Regions from separate parts of the Homo sapiens genome. Here region 1 is linked to region 2. A link is an interaction called in ENCODE POLR2A ChIA-PET data of the cell type or tissue named here. Cell type or tissue: PC-9. All regions are shown on one strand. Each heading gives the region's core, and the rest is flanking DNA. Links, peaks and the distances in the headings are about the cores only.

Region 1 (7,708 bases), core at 2,598-5,097, 1.6 Mb after region 2:
ATGATGAAAAACTACCTAATCAATGGTTGCAGATTATGTAAATTAAAATAGTGGTGGGTACTTCTTAAACAAATTATGCAAATTTGATGCAGTCATCAAGGCTTCTTGCTTCACTGCATCATTTACCTTTTGATTTCAGAGAAGTTCAGCCCCTTGACTCTTTCCTTATTCGAACTGGAGCTAAGCACTGAGATATTTCAGCCATACGCTTGTTAGGGAGTGTATCTATGTAAATACAAGTAATTTTAAGTAGACAAGGCTATATTAGTAGAACCTGATTACTTTTATCTTGCTGGTTTCTTCCATTGTTTTATTAGTATGTTTCAAATATTTACCATGGTGAGCCGATCAGCTTCTGATCTATGTGGATCAGTATCCAACAAAAACTGACTAGAAGAGACTGTGGTTGTGGATGCTTGTGAAGAGAATGGAAAATGTATTACAGTGTTAATGTCCTCTACAATTCCAGTGACTTAGTATTCAGTTAAGACACAGGTAAGGTGTTGGTTATAAGCCGGTAATTCAAGTTAGGTTAACTCTGTTTCTTTTCCATCATAACCAGTTGAAAAGAGGAAGACTTTACATTTAATTAGGTAGTTCGTAGAATGTAAGTGTGAGAATAGAAAAATATATTTAAGAAACTCAGTCATTGTTCTTTACACAAATTAGAGTGGATTGGTAGCTTTGGGGGATTTAAGTGGGTTGAAGTAGAAGGTGAAATGATGACTGTTAATTATCAAAAACCATACATAAATGTGATTTGTAGTTTATTTTGAAACCTACTGTAGTTTAAATTCATCTGGTATTCATTACAATGCAGTTCTTAAAGAAGATGAAACTGTATAGCTAATGACCCAAATGTTTCCTTCTTATCTAATCAGGGATCCTTCTTTAGTAGCTAGATTAGATGTTATTCAGAAAGGATAATATAGGAAATAATTACTGTATTTCATTTGTGGAGTTAAGCATATGGCCTCTAATTCATTTTCATATGCAATATATGTAAATTAGAGACCAATCTATATTATTTTCAGCCATGGCCATGCAAGAATATGATTCATTCTCTCTCTCTCTCTGTGTGTGTGTGTGTGTGTGTGTGTGTGTGTTAGTTAAACTTGCATGTGAAGTATGACTTGCAGTTTGTAGTAATTTTGTGATGCTGGTACATTTTCTCATCTTGTTTGGGAGTTTTATGAAATGTTAGAATTCAAATTTGGGGATGGGAGGCGGTGTATCATATGAATGATTTCATTATTACAAGTAGTATTTTGCAGTAGTTAGTATGTTGTGAGCAGATTGAAAATGCCAGGAACTTAAAAGAATTTTTGGAAGAAAATAACTAGATCTGTGCAAGAATTCAACAGTCTGATTACTCAGTGTTATCAATTACAAAACACCTGGCCCTGTGCCATGATATATATACTATATATCAGTATAATCAGTATAATCATACACCTTCTTGTGGGGATAAAGGGAATGAAGGGAATGTCATTTTTTTACATCACAAAGAAAAATCATGAAATTATTAATAGTTGTGAGTTGTCCACTCTGTAACTAAGGCTAACTATGAACTAATGAACTCACATGTAGTATTAATTACGGCACATATTTCATTAATGGGAACCTGCAATTCAAATTATGTTTGAGCAGGAAATATTTAACAATTTTGTAAACCTTTTTGATTGGGCCTTGAAACATGGTTTGTAGCTTTTTATTACTTCTGCTCTGTTTCTTAAATGTGGGTGGCAGTGAAATCAAGATCTCTATTCAGAACCAAAGACTGACTGTCAGGGGGTTTATCTACTTCGTAACTTGTCATTAGAAAACATGATTTCCTTCAGCTTCTCCTCGTATTTACAAGCCAATTGCTTGACTCTTCTTTGGGTCAGTGGCTAAGTAAGTTAACAAGAACAAACAACAGAAATGCTTTCTTTGAAGATATGAGACTTCAATAATAGAGTGTGAGTTAGAATAGCAATCTAATTTTATAATTGGAAGAATTCTTGTTTTTTTTTTTTTTTTTTTTTTTTTTTGAGATGGAGTCTCACTTTGTCGCCCAGGTTGGAGTGCAGCGGTGTGATCTCGGCTCACTGCAAACTTCGCCTTCCGGGTTCAAGCAATTCTCCTGCCTTAGCCTCCCAAGTAGCTGGGATTACACTGCCCAGCACTACGCCCAGCTAATTTTTTGTATTTTTACTAGAGACGGGGTTTCACCATGTTGGCCAGGCTGGCCTCAAACTCCTGACTTCGTTGTTCGCCTGCCTCCCAAAGTGCTGTAATTACAGGCATGAGCTACCGCGCCCGGCCTGGAAGAAGTATTAGATTTAGTGTCTAGTGGTTAATGGGAGAATGGGAAATCTGCATAGCTCCTGTTTGGTAGCATGAAAAACACATAATTGTAATTTCAAATATCCAAACAGGCATGTAGAATCATAGGGTCATTTGTTGAAGCTTAGTTTTCAAGGAGCAGTAAGAGTGAGGAAAAGGTGCACAGGCTTCTGTGCTTCTGATTCTGAGACTTGGTTAGAGGGCACTTGCCAGGCATGGTGACACACTCCTGTAGTCCTAGCTACGCAAGCCATATTCACTATTATCACTCTCTGGACCAATTATTGATTTGCAAGTTCCTGTGAAATGTTTTATCACCCAGTGTGTTTTGTCTGTGTACAGGAAGCACTGGATACACTGGCTAGGTGTGTGCTTTTAAGTAACATTCTTCTCTGATTCCTTTCCTTCAAAGTGGGAGATACTGGTAGCATCTACCTACCCTGCAAGGATTTAATGAGTTTTAATGACATGAGAAATGCTTAGATTTCAGGGATTTGACTAAACCCAAATACCTGGGCCATATTTTTAGCCAGGAGCCAGGGAATATTTGCACTAAGCCACTGGCTGACCCAAAACTTCTCTCTTTAAGTCATTTAGCCAAACAGCAAATTAGGGAGCCAGCAGCTCATTTTGGGGGTGATGTTTTGTATGAGAAGTTGGTGAACCCTGGGGGTAGCAGTAGGGGAGATTTCAGCATAGAGAAGAGGGGATAGTTGATTTCCTAAACCACTTCCAAATTATGTCTTCAAACAAAATAAAACTTTCCCCTTGATTTCCAAATTCCAGAATATTAGGCATAACCATAATATAAACATAACAGCATACTCTTAAACCAGAGAGAAAAATTCCAAGCTGTTCTGAATTATCTGGTTCATTTGAGATTGGACTGTATGCAATTTGGTCGTAGCAGCAGGCTCATTCTAGCAAATGCTAAGGTAGCAAACACCAGGACTGTAGGTTACTTTTCCTCACAACATTCTGGTTGTAGGTTTCCTGACACATTCATTCTGGCTGTTTTTCTTTTGCACTCTGTGGTACGAAACCTCTTAGCTCTGTGTGGGTGGTGGGCTTTTGCTTGCCAGGCAGGCAGGCACAGCCTGGTTTCCCAAATGCATTTCTCCCTGATTGCCTTCTCTATCCATTAAGCATATCTGAACTGTGTAGGATTAGCTGTGTCTTGTTCTTTCCTTTTCTTTCTTACAATCACAGGAATGAGCCAGGTGTGTGTGTGTGACTCACCCTAGCCCAGCCTGGGTGTGCTACAGCACCGGGAAATCCTGCCCTCTTGGCCTAGCGTCTTCATAGATATGTGGCTTGGCCTTCTCTCTTTGGTGCTTTTCCCTTGACAGCAAACTTGTCGTCTTTTGTCTTGAACTTTATTGCTCAGAGACCACCCTACTGCTGTCCTTTTACTTCAGATCTTCAAATTCAGTCACATACTGAGGTACTAGGGGTTTGGACTTAAGCATAAGACTTTTTAGGGGACACAAGGCAACCTGTAACATTTCTTAACATTGCCTTCCAAAGAAAATTCCTTTTGTTGGGTGTGGTGGCTCACACCTGTAATCCCTGCACTTTGGGAGGCCGAAGCAGGCAGATCGCAACATGGTGAGATTCTCTCTTTACTCAAAATACAAAAATTAGCCGGGTGTGGTGGTGTGCGCCTGTAATCCCAGCTACTCTGGAGGCCACGTGAGAATCACTTGAGCCCTGGAGGCAGAAGATGCAGTGAGCTGATCGCGCCACTGTACTCCAGCCTGGGTGACAGAGCAAGATTCTGTCAAAAAATAAAAAAGGCTGGGCGTGGTGGCTCATGCCTGTAATCCCAGCATTTTGGGAGGCTGAGGCGGGCGGATCACAAGGTCAGCAGATCGAGACCATCCTGGCTAACATGGTGAAACCCTGTCTCTACTAAAAATACAAAAAATTAGCCGGGCGTGGTGGCGGGCGCCTGTAGTCCCAGCTACTCAGGCTGAGGCAGGAGAATGGCATGAACCGGGGAGGCAGAGCTTGCAGTGAGCCAAGATTGGGCCACTGCACTCCAGCCTGGGGGACAGAGCTAGACTCTGTCTCAAAAGAAAAAAAAAAACTGGAAAAAAAAAAAAGAAAATCCTTTTTGATTTGTATGAAGCCCAAGGTATTATCATTCATCCTTTTTGTGTCCTAGGAAATCTTTGTATAACCTAAGATTGGAAGGATTATCTCTTGTGTTTCCTCTTGGAGTTTTATAATTTTTTCCCCCACATTTTGCTTGTGATCACTTTAAAAAGAAAAGCTTCACGAATTTGCATGTCATCTTTATACGGGGGCCGTGTTATCTTCTGTGTAATGTTCCAGTTTTAATATATGAGCTGCCAAGGTGAGCACTATGACCCCCCTCCTTTTTCTTCTTCTTTTTCTTTTTTTTAAAAGACAGTCTTTGAACCAGGCTGGAGGTTCACTGCAATCTCCGCCTCCGCCTTCTGGGTTCAAGCAGTTCTCCTGTCTTGGCCTCCCAAGTAGCTGGTACTACAGGCGTGCACCACCACGCCTGGCTGATTTTTGTGTTTTTTTTTTTTTTTGGTAGTTTTGTAGCCTTGCTTTATTTTCCAGGCACTTTGCAAACTCCTGAGTTCAAGTGTGATCCTCCTGCCTCGGCCTCTCACAGTGCTGGGATTGCAAGTGTGAGCCACCGCTCCCGCCAACTGCTTTTTGAGTTAATATTTGTTTGGAGCAAAGTACGGGTCAGAGGTGGTTTTGTTATTAAAAAAAAAAAAAAGAAAAGAATGTCTTTTGTTGTTGTTGTTTTAAACTCTGAAAGCATTCCCTGCCCTTTGTCAAAGAATTTCAACAGCCCTGAAAGGAATAAAGTAATAAGTTGCACTCAAGCCTGCCTAAATCCCTTGCTGGAGGAGATGCTTTTAGAGTTTTTCTGTGTATTCGTATGTGTTTATAATTTCTTTTTTTTTCTTTAATGAGGACCATACCACAATTTCAAAACTTGATTTTTTTAACTTAATTTAGTCACCACCTTTACTTCCTCTTCAAACATGGTTTTTCTTCCCATTTTCTTTCTTTATAAAGACTTTTATAATCTGTACCTTGTACCTGAGGGAATTGTGTTGTTGTTAATTTTGACTTTTATTTGCAATAAGAACTTTCGAATTGAGACCCAGTATTTGTGGCTACCTGTGTGTGTGCACACACACAACTGAAACAATTTCAGCTTAGCCTCACTCTCCGTGTTATATTGTAATCTATCCTTTTTTTCCCCCTATTTAATTTAAAAGAAAATTGCTTGTCAAGAGACCCAGCATATTGATTTCCTATTAGGGATCAGCGGTCTAGAAGTACATCTTGAACATTCACAGCTTGTCCTGAATTTAGCTGTGGGAATGTCTAAGGGTACTTTGACCAGTCCATACTACAGAGACCCTTTCTTCATGATGGTGTGGTGTGCAGGAGGGTGTTCAGGGGTGACATGATGTTCTTTTTGTCAACTTGGGACTTTGATTTCACCAGAGTAAAGAGGATCGTAGAAATCTTGCTAAGTCAAGGAAATTCTTATTTACCGCCATAGACTTTGCTCCATCACAGCGGTTCTCAAACTGTCATCTAGGGATCCCTAGATCATAGTCCCTTCCTGGGAGTTTCCAAGGCGAAAAGTAGTACCATGGTAAAAACTGAGACATTATTGTCTTCATTTTCTCACAAATGTGCAGTGGGGCTTTCCAGATACTACATGATATGTGATATTGCATCAGATTGAATTGAGTTATGAGAACTGTGTTGACTCCCGTTAAGCCAGATATTAAAGACTTTTGCAGAAGTGGAAAGCAGTGCCACTTTTCTCACAGTTTTTTCAATGTGTAAAATACAATTTTCATAAAAATTTTATTTCTGTTAACATGTAATGATTGTATAATTTTCTAAATGAATTAATATGAAATTTGTTTTAATTTCTAGTATGGTAAATATCAATGTGTATATGAAACCCAGGTAAACAGTAGCTTTTTTGAGTCCTGAAAATATGCAGTACACTTCTATGCAGCCTCTCCTAATTGCAGAAGTATCAACCCATGGTGAATTTTGTTTCATTTACACCTTTACTCTAAGTGAAGCAAATCTCAGACATTTTTTTGGGGGGTGGAAGGTGGAGACAGGGTGGAGTTCAGTGGTGGTGCCATCATAGCTCACTGTGACCTCAAACACCTGGGCTTATGCAATACTCTCGCCTCAGCCTTCTCACTAGCTAGGACCGCATGTGTGCACCACCATACCCAGCTAATTTTTATTTTTGGTAGATGGGGTCTCACTATGTTGCTCAGGCTGTCCTTGAAGTCCTGGCCCCATGCCTTAGCCTTCCAAAGTGCTGAGGTTACAGGAGTGAGCCACCACGCCTGGCCTGTCAGTATTAATGTTTTTATTTTCTTTGGAGACAGATTCTGGCTCTGTAACCCAGGCTGGAGTGCAGTGGCTCGATCTTCGCTCACTGCGACCTCCACCTCCCAGACTCAGACAGTTCTCATGCCTCAGCCTCCCAGGTAGCTGGGACTACAGGTATGTGCCACTGCACATGGATAATTTTGTATTTTTAGTAGAGACATGGTTTCACCATGTTGGCCTTACTGGTCTCAAACTCCTGGCCTAAAGTGATCAGTCCACCTTGGCCTCCGAAAGTTCTGGGATAATAGGCGTCAGCCACCACGTCCAGCACAGCATTAATTTTTAAAAGCTGTGAATTCTATTTAGAGAAAACATACCCATGATAATGATAACATAATGAGTCAAGTGTTCAGATTTCCCCTACTGTCAGTCTCATGTTTTCAAATAAGGTCTATACATTGATACTGGTTGGGTTGATAAAACATGTTTGTTTTTAATCTCTCTGTCCCTTTAATTTGTTGTTCTTGAGGAAATGAGGTCACTTGTTCCAAGTGCCACAGCTTTTGAGAGTGAAGGTGGGTCATTTAATCTGGCAGCAACATTTGGGCCCGACCTGAAACACGGCTGATGGGTTTTGCTTTGGGATCTTTTTTCTCCCCTTTCTCTTACTCTGTTAGCCTCCTTCCTCCTTTTCTTTTTTGGGGTTGGTGCTGTTTCTTTTTTAAAAATTTGTTTTTTAAATAGACAAATAAAAATGGTAACTTCTAGGTTCCTTTTTTGTTTTCTTTTTTAAGAGACGGTCTTGCCCTGTCACCCAGGTTGGAGTGCAGTGGTGCTATCATAGCTGGCTGCATAGGTGCCTTTTGACTCGCCTCCACCCCACCCCTGCACATTTTCATATTATAGTCCCTTATCAGTCTCAGGGCATAACTCTGCAGTATGTGTAACATTCAGCATACTTGGTGAGGCCACGAGGGGGAGATCTGATGATGGCATCTAGGGCAGGTATAAATGT
Region 2 (7,708 bases), core at 1,972-4,471:
ACACATGGGATGCTATTAGCGCTTGGTAAAATTATGGCAAAACGGCCTTCTGCATTGCTTCTAAAGAGTCAAGACTGGCCAGGGTGCGGTGGCTCACACCTGTAATCCCAGCACTCAGGGAGGCCGAGGTGGGCAGATCACTTCAGGTCAGGAGTGTGTAACCAGCCTGGCCAACATGGTGAAAACCCATCTCTACTAAAAATACAAAAAATTAGCTGGGCGTGGTGCCGAGTGCCTGTAATCCCAGTTACTTCGTAGGCCAAGGCAGGAGAACTGCTTGAACCCGGGAAGCAGAGGTTGCAGTGAGCCCAGATCGCTCCACTGCACTCAACCCTGGGCGACAGAGTGAGACTCCGTCTCAAGAAAAAAAAGAAAGGAGTTAAGATTGTGGATGTTCAATGTGAGTCTAAATGTACAAGTTAGACTGTACAAGCTAAATGTACAAGCTCTGATCAGGTTCTTCAAATATATACACCCCTCCTTATCTTCCTGTGGTTGTGCACACCCACGTTTATAAACACTGTGGTAGAACCAAAAATGGCACCCTAGAAAGCTGTCCACCTCAAATCCCTAGAACCTGTGACTCTGACTTTATTTGGTAAAAGGGTCCTTGCAAATGTCATTAAGTTAAGGATCTTGAACAAGATCATCCTGGATTATCCTTGCAGGCCCTAAATCCAATGACAAGTATCCTTATAAGAGAGAGGCAGAGGGAGATTTGAGACAGAAAAGACACGCAGAGAAGGGAAGACCGTGTGAAAATGGAGCCTAGAGAGATGCTGCCACAAGTCAAGGAATGCCACCAGCCACCAGAACCTGGAAAAGGCAAAGAATGGACCCTCTCCTGTGGAGCTGGAGGGAGTGTAGCCCTATGACATCTTGATTGCAGACTTCTGGCCTCCAGTGCTGTGAGAGAATAAACTTCTGTTGTGGTAAGCCACCAAATTTGTGGCCATTTGTTACAGCAGCCCTTGGAAACCAATCCACACATACACACACTGCAAACTTTTTAGGTTTCAGGAAAAATGTTGCACAAAGTTGTTAAGACAATTAGGTATACTGTGCATTGTAGAAGCCAGAGTGATATAACAATCACAGTTCTCTCATCAAAATCAAAGCACTTTCTATTTGAAAGTACTTTTCTGTAAGATACAGAGCTTGGTTATATAAATTATGTACGTCAATAAGGCAATCTAGGCTCACTGCTTGTCTTCATAATTTTATAGCTCTCTCTCTCTCTCTCGGTTCTGGCCACATTTCAGTAAAGGAAGGGGTTATATAAGCATTCTGGTTTGATGGAAAAGTAATTTTATGATTGAAGTATGAACTGAAATGGCTCTTCCACTGGGCAGAGGCATTAATGCCATAAAACTGCCTTTAAGGGACTATTAGAGGGTCACCATGACTGCTGCAGCTCAGGGCTGTTACTTTCTAACCATTACATGCCTAATGTCATGTGTATTATGCTTTAATAACTATTTAAAAATTTGACCCCATAAGGACAATTTTGTAGGGTAGGTTAGGTGTCCCAGATCAGGTTTCCTAGAAACGGAGGCTGAGATGGGGTTTCTGGTACCTGTGATCTTTTGACAGAGTGCTCTCAAGTGAAATGTGTAGGGGAATAAGGGAAGTAAACTAGCACGGGGAGGAAGCCAGGCGAAGATGTAAGCTCGGTGAGGTCTGGCTCCAGCCTAACCCCACAGGAAGCTCTGGAGTGTGTGTGCACCATGCAGTCATCCCACCTTAAGGCAAGAGTCCAGGGCTTTTAAAGCCTGTATTAACCACTCATTAGCTGCAGACCACATTCCTCCCTGGGGTGGTATAACATCCGAGGGATCTCTGGGCAAGGAGGTGAGGGTGTGGCTATGAGTCACTGGCAACATTCCCTGTGGCCTGAGATGGGTGCATCAGCAGGTGACAGGACATGCTCAGGGCACCAAGAGCATCCAAGGATGCTTTTTTTTTTTTTTTTTTGAGATGGAGTCTCACTCTGTCACCCAGGCTGGAGTGCAGTGGTGCCATCTCAGCTCACTGCAACCTTCGCCTCCCAGATACAGATGATTTTAATGCCTCAGCCTCCTGAGTAGCAGGGATTACAGGCTCCTGCCACCCCACCAGGCTAATTTTTGTATTTTTAGTAGAAACGGGGTCTACCATGTTGGCTAGGCTGGTCTCAAACTTCTGACCTTAGGTGATCCACCTGCCTCGGCCTCCCACAGTGCTGGGATTACAGGTGAGAGCCACTGCACCTGGCCTTCCAGTCACATTTCTAATCACACACCTGATCATTTCAATGACTACATCTGCCTTAAGAGAACTCTCTGAATGTTGGCATTACTGAGCAATGTTGGAATGTCACAAGTCTTGCAAATATGTCCATCAAATAAGTTCACATTTTAATAGGTTTAATCTGGGAAGAGGGTCTTTCATAAAGAGACGATTTTTAGAATACGTGTGTACGTAGGAACACAAGCCCGTAAGTTTGGCTGTTGCCACCATGCTCATTACTGACCTTCATCATGTTTATTTTCATGGTCCATATGCCTTTTTCTACTCTCTGTTGACCATGTGAAAGTCTGTCTGTGTCAGCATGGTTTACCTTAGTTTATAAGGTCCTCATAGGTATAGGTCACAACTATTTACTGTTCTCTATGTTGCATGTTGCACAATTATGGGTTTAACAACTGCTTCTTGTTGATATAGGGATGTAACTCTGCTTTTTTATTATGGCAATGATATTCTATTTGATAATTGCCCAGGCCTTAAACATATGACTAAGGCATCATCCTGAGCAGGACTTGCAAACTCAAATACCTCCATGAGCCAGGTAGATAATGTAAAAGAGTGAACCAGGTCGGGTATAAAACAATAACAGAGTGGAGAGCATAAAGGAATTTCAAATCAAAACGTTCCAAACACTTCACAGGTCAAACAAAACACCTCTGTGGGTCAGATCTGGCCAATGGTTCACCAGTTAGTGGCCTAAAGGCTAGGTCTGAACTCAAAGCCGGAAACTCAGGCCAATTACAGGTGTCCTGGATCTGTCTTAGGTTTGCCAAAAGCTATCATTACTTGTCCCTGCCTACCGTGGGTGATCTGAAATACCAGATTTTTCAGTCATGCTGCCCTGCCTGTAGAACCAGACCTGGAGATTTTGAGATACTTCCTGGCTTGCCAGGGAAATCTGAGTCATAGGTGCCCCATTTACTTAACACAACCACAAAAAAACACCTTCAAAGAGCCTATTTCCTATTGTAGTGCCCTATATCTAGGAGGCACTCCTTAAATACTTCTTGATGACACAAGCAAGCTACTTTCATAATGCTTGATTTCAAGTCTTTATAACCCATCCAGTGGTCTTCATTCTAAGAATTAAGTGTAGGGGCTGGGCACGTTGGCTCACACCTGTAATCCCAGCTCTTTGGGAGGCCGAGGCGGGCAGATCACGAGGTCAGGAGATCAAGACCATCCTGGCTAACACGGTGAAACCCCATCTCTACCAAAAATACAAAAAATTAGCCGGGCGTGATGGCGGGCACCTGTAATCCCAGCTACTCGGGAGGCTGAGGCAGGAGAATGGCGTGAACCCAGGAGGCGGAGCTTGCAGTGAGCCGAGATCACGCCACTGCACTCCAGCCTGGGAGATAGAGAGAGACTCCGTCTCAAAAAAAAAAAAAAAAAAAAAAGAATTAAGTGTTCACAGTTTAATTATGATGCAAAGATTACATATACTATACCAAGTGTTGACAAGGATGTGCAGAAATCAGAGCCCTGATACGCTCAGACACTGCAGGTGTGAAAACAGTATGGCAGTTCCTCCAAGCTTAAACTTAGATTTCCCATATGACCCAGCAATTCTACTCCTGGGTATATACCCAAAAGAAAGGAAAACATATGTTCACATAAAAACTTGCACACAAATGTTCATAGCAGCATTATTCATAATAGTAAAAAAGTAGAAATAATCCAAATATCCATCAATGGATGAATGGATAAATAAAATGTTGGCCGGGCACAGTGGCTCACATCTGTAATCTCAGCACTTTGGGAGGCCGGATCGCTTGTGTCCAGGAGTTTGAGACCAGCCTGGGCAACATGAAGAAACCCTATCTCTAGAAAAAAATAGAAAAGTTAGCCAGGCGTAATGGTGCGCACCTGTACACCCAGCTACTCGGAAGGCTGAGGTGGAAGGATCTCTGGAGCCCGTGAGGTCGAGGCTGCAGTGGGCTGTGATCATGCCACTGCTCTCCAGCTTGGGTGACAGAGCGAGACCCTGTCTCAAGAATTTTTTAATTAAATTCAATTAAACATTTAAAAATAAAATGTTGTCTATTCATAGAGTGGAACATTATTCAGCAGTATAAAGGAATGGAGTTCTGGTTCTGATGAATGTTACAACACAGATGAACCTTCATAATATTATGCTAATTGAAGGGTGCCAATCACAAAAGACCACATATTTTATGTTTCCTTTTATATGCAATGTTCAGGATAGGCAAATCCATAGACACAGAAAGTAGATTAGTGGTTGTCAGGAGTTGGGGGGAAGAGAGAGTGAGGAGTGACTGCTAGTGGGTAGAAAATTTATTTTGGGGGTGGTGAAATGTTCTAAAAGGTATGATGGTGATGGTTGCACAACTTTGTGAATATACTAAAAACTGCTGAATTGTACATATTAAATGGATAAATTATGTGGTATGTGAATTATATCTCAATAAAGCTCTTATTTTAAAAAAGGTTACATGTGCTATGAAGGTTTTTGTCATAAGCACCAAATACTGTGTACATGAATTTACTGCCATGTAACTTTCAGTGCTTTTCTTACTCCTGGCACATAGTAGGCCATCAATAGATGTTTGTTGAAGGAATGGTGAATGGTTTCTAAGAAGCTAGAATATTCAGTGAATTGGGCTGGAGGATTCTGATTTAAATTTCTGGAGGCTATCCTGAAAATCCATGGATTTTCTTTCCTACAAGAAAGAAACTAGCATGAAGCTTGGCATATGGCATGCTCTCAATAAATAGCAGTTCCTTCCCTCTTTTTTCAAAACAGTTCTAAAATGTATTATTCTACTTTCTTAGTATCAACCTTTTCAGCTTTATAATGAATTATCAATGGAAATAGGAGTAGAAATTTTAAAAGACCAATCTTATTTGTGTCCAGTAGTGGGAGTCACACTCAGCTAAGAAATGGTTTTTTGATGTTAAAATTTGAATAAACGGGCTAGTACAGTGGTTCTCAGTGCATCAGAATCACCTGAAGAATTGATCTGGGGTGGGGCTCAAGAAGCTGCATTTCCAACAAGTTCTAAGGGAGACCAGCATTTCTTCCTTTTAAAAAAATTTTTTTAATTTTTGAAACAATCACAAAATTACAGGGAAATCAGAGATACAATTCAAAGAACTATTTCTACTGAGCCATTTGAGAGCAAATTGCTGACATCACCTGTGTGGAATTTCTACAAACAAGATATTCTACATAACCGAAATATAACCATCAGAATCAGGAAAGAAACACTGATGCGTTAGTACTATCTAATCTTCACATCCCATTCAAATTTTACCAGTTGCCCCAATAACATTGTTTACAGCTAATGATCCAGTTCAAACCATGCATTGCAGTTACTTGTCATATGTCTCTAGCCATGAAACACTTCCTCAGTAACTCCTTGACTTTCCTGACCCTGACACTTTTGAAGATTACAGGCCAGTTATTTTTTAGCGTCCCTTAATTTGGGCTTCTCTATTTCCTCAAGTGTAGATTCAGGTTATGAATCTTGGGAGGCATATCATAGAAATGCCTCTGTGTTCTTCTCAGTGTATCAGGTGCCACACAATAGTAATGTGTTGCATTTCTGATGATGCTAACTTTTATCATTTAATAAAGGTGCTGTCAGTCTTCTCCACTATAAAGTTATTCTTTTCCTCTTTGCAATTAATAAATATTTTGTGGAGAGATGCTGTGAAATAATCCAAATATCCCATTCTTCATCAAACTTTCATTTATTTATTTATAGCTCTATGGATGTGATTTCCAATTTTATTCAATAGGGTTAGAATTCATCATTATTATTTATTTTGATATTCAGATTGTCCCTCAGTAGGCTAGTTGGAGCCCCTCTACCTGTCTTCTATGCCTTTTGACTTGTCCCCAACACTTTCTGAGCACTTCCTGACTTTCAGGCACAACAAGATGTTCCAGACTCATCTCGCACTTTCCATGCTACAGCCCTGGAATCAGCCATTTCTCCAAGGAGCCATAATTCCTTTTAATTGCAAATGGTGTTTGAGGCCAAAATCTAGGTGCTCAGTGTGCTTATTGATATCGGAGTGTTGTTCCTCTAGGCCTTTTCAGCGAGAGCTAAGTAATATACATACATACGTATGTTAGGCATTGATTGCTGTATAACAAATTACCACAAATTTAGCATCTTAAAACAACACACATTCATTACCTCACAGTTTTGTGGCTCAGGAGTCCTGGCATGGCTTAGTGGAATCCTCTGCTTTAAATTCTCACAAAATGTCAACTGAGGCTATGGTTTTATCTCAGGGTTCATCTGAGGAAAGACACGCTTTCAAGCTCATGTGGTAGCAAGATTCAGGTCTTTCTGGGTGTGCTGAACTGAGGGCCTCAGGCTTTTACTGGCTATTGGCTGAAGGCTACCCTCAGTTCCTTGCCATGTGGGCCTCTCCCTAGGGCGATTCATCACCTAGCAACTTGCTTCATCAAAGTCAGCAAGAAGACCAGATGAGCTGGCTCATGCCTGTAATCCCAGCACTTTGGGAGGCCGAGGCGAGGATGACTTGAGCCCAGGACTTTGAGACCAGCCTGGGCAACATGGCGAAATCCTGTCTCTATAAAAAATACAAAAAAAATTAGCTGGGCATGGTGGCACATGCCTGTAGTCCCAGCTAATTGGGAGGCTAAGGCAGGAGGATCACTTGAGCCCAGAAGGCAGAGATTGCATTGAACTATGATGGCGCCATTGCACTCCAGCCTGGGCTACAGAGCAAGACTTTGTCTCAAGAAAAAGCAGAGGCCAGGCACAGTGACACATACTTGTAGTCCCAGCACTTTGGGAGGCTGAGGCGAGCAGATCATCTGAGGTCAGGACTTCAAGACCAGCCTGGCCAACATGGTGAAACCCCATCTCTACTAAAAATACGAAAATTAGACAGGCTTGGTGGTGCACGCCTGTAATCCCAGCTACTCAGGAGGCTGAGGCAGGAGAATCACTTGAACTCGTGAGGCGGAGGTTGCAGTTAGTTGAGATTGCACCACTGCACTCCAGCCCGGGCAACAGAGCGAGACTCCATCTCAAAAGAAAAAAAAAAAAAGCAAAAGAGAGTCTCCAAGCAAGATGGACATTATAATCTTATGTAACATACTCACAGAAATGACATTCCATTCTATTTGCTATATTCTCTTGGTTAGAAGTGAGTCATAGGCTCTGCCCACACTCAAGGGGAAACCATGAATACTGGGGGTGAATACAGGGGGTGCAGATCATTCCAGGGCATCTCAGGAGCATCTTTAACACATGGTAGATGCAAGAGGAGACTCAGGCCTCCCAAAGTGAATAAGTGGGGGCCTTCTGAGAGTATGCCCACCACAATACATATATATGGATGTTCATTTATGTTTATAAGTCTATCTATTCATCTATCTTGAAAACTCTGATTCATACTAATACACCCAATTCTA

What was found. Peaks named below come from ENCODE experiments on the same cell type or tissue, not always from the same donor. Only the 100,000 strongest peaks of a DNase experiment are listed, where the experiment ranks them.
Region 1: POLR2A ChIA-PET joins it to region 2 with 17 read pairs; 1 of 35 experiments calls an interaction of 5 or more read pairs at or near these places.

What each region holds. Positions count from the first base shown.
Region 1 is chr6:15,319,778-15,327,485 of GRCh38, forward strand. The region is part of intron 1 of JARID2 (jumonji and AT-rich interaction domain containing 2); the gene reads left to right. It also overlaps the pseudogene RNU6-645P. Among named protein-coding and RNA genes, the nearest start is that of JARID2-AS1, 75 kb to the left of the region's middle. RefSeq lists an enhancer at 3,642-3,691 and a silencer at 7,488-7,537. In PC-9, for the core only: no CTCF peak of the experiment used is centred there; a DNase peak (open chromatin) is centred at 3,554; H3K27ac peaks cover 1,574 bases.
Region 2 is chr6:13,722,612-13,730,319 of GRCh38, forward strand. No RefSeq gene overlaps it. Among named protein-coding and RNA genes, the nearest start is that of RANBP9, 15 kb to the left of the region's middle. In PC-9, for the core only: no CTCF peak of the experiment used is centred there; DNase peaks (open chromatin) are centred at 2,320 and 3,140; H3K4me3 peaks cover 725 bases; H3K27ac peaks cover 2,500 bases.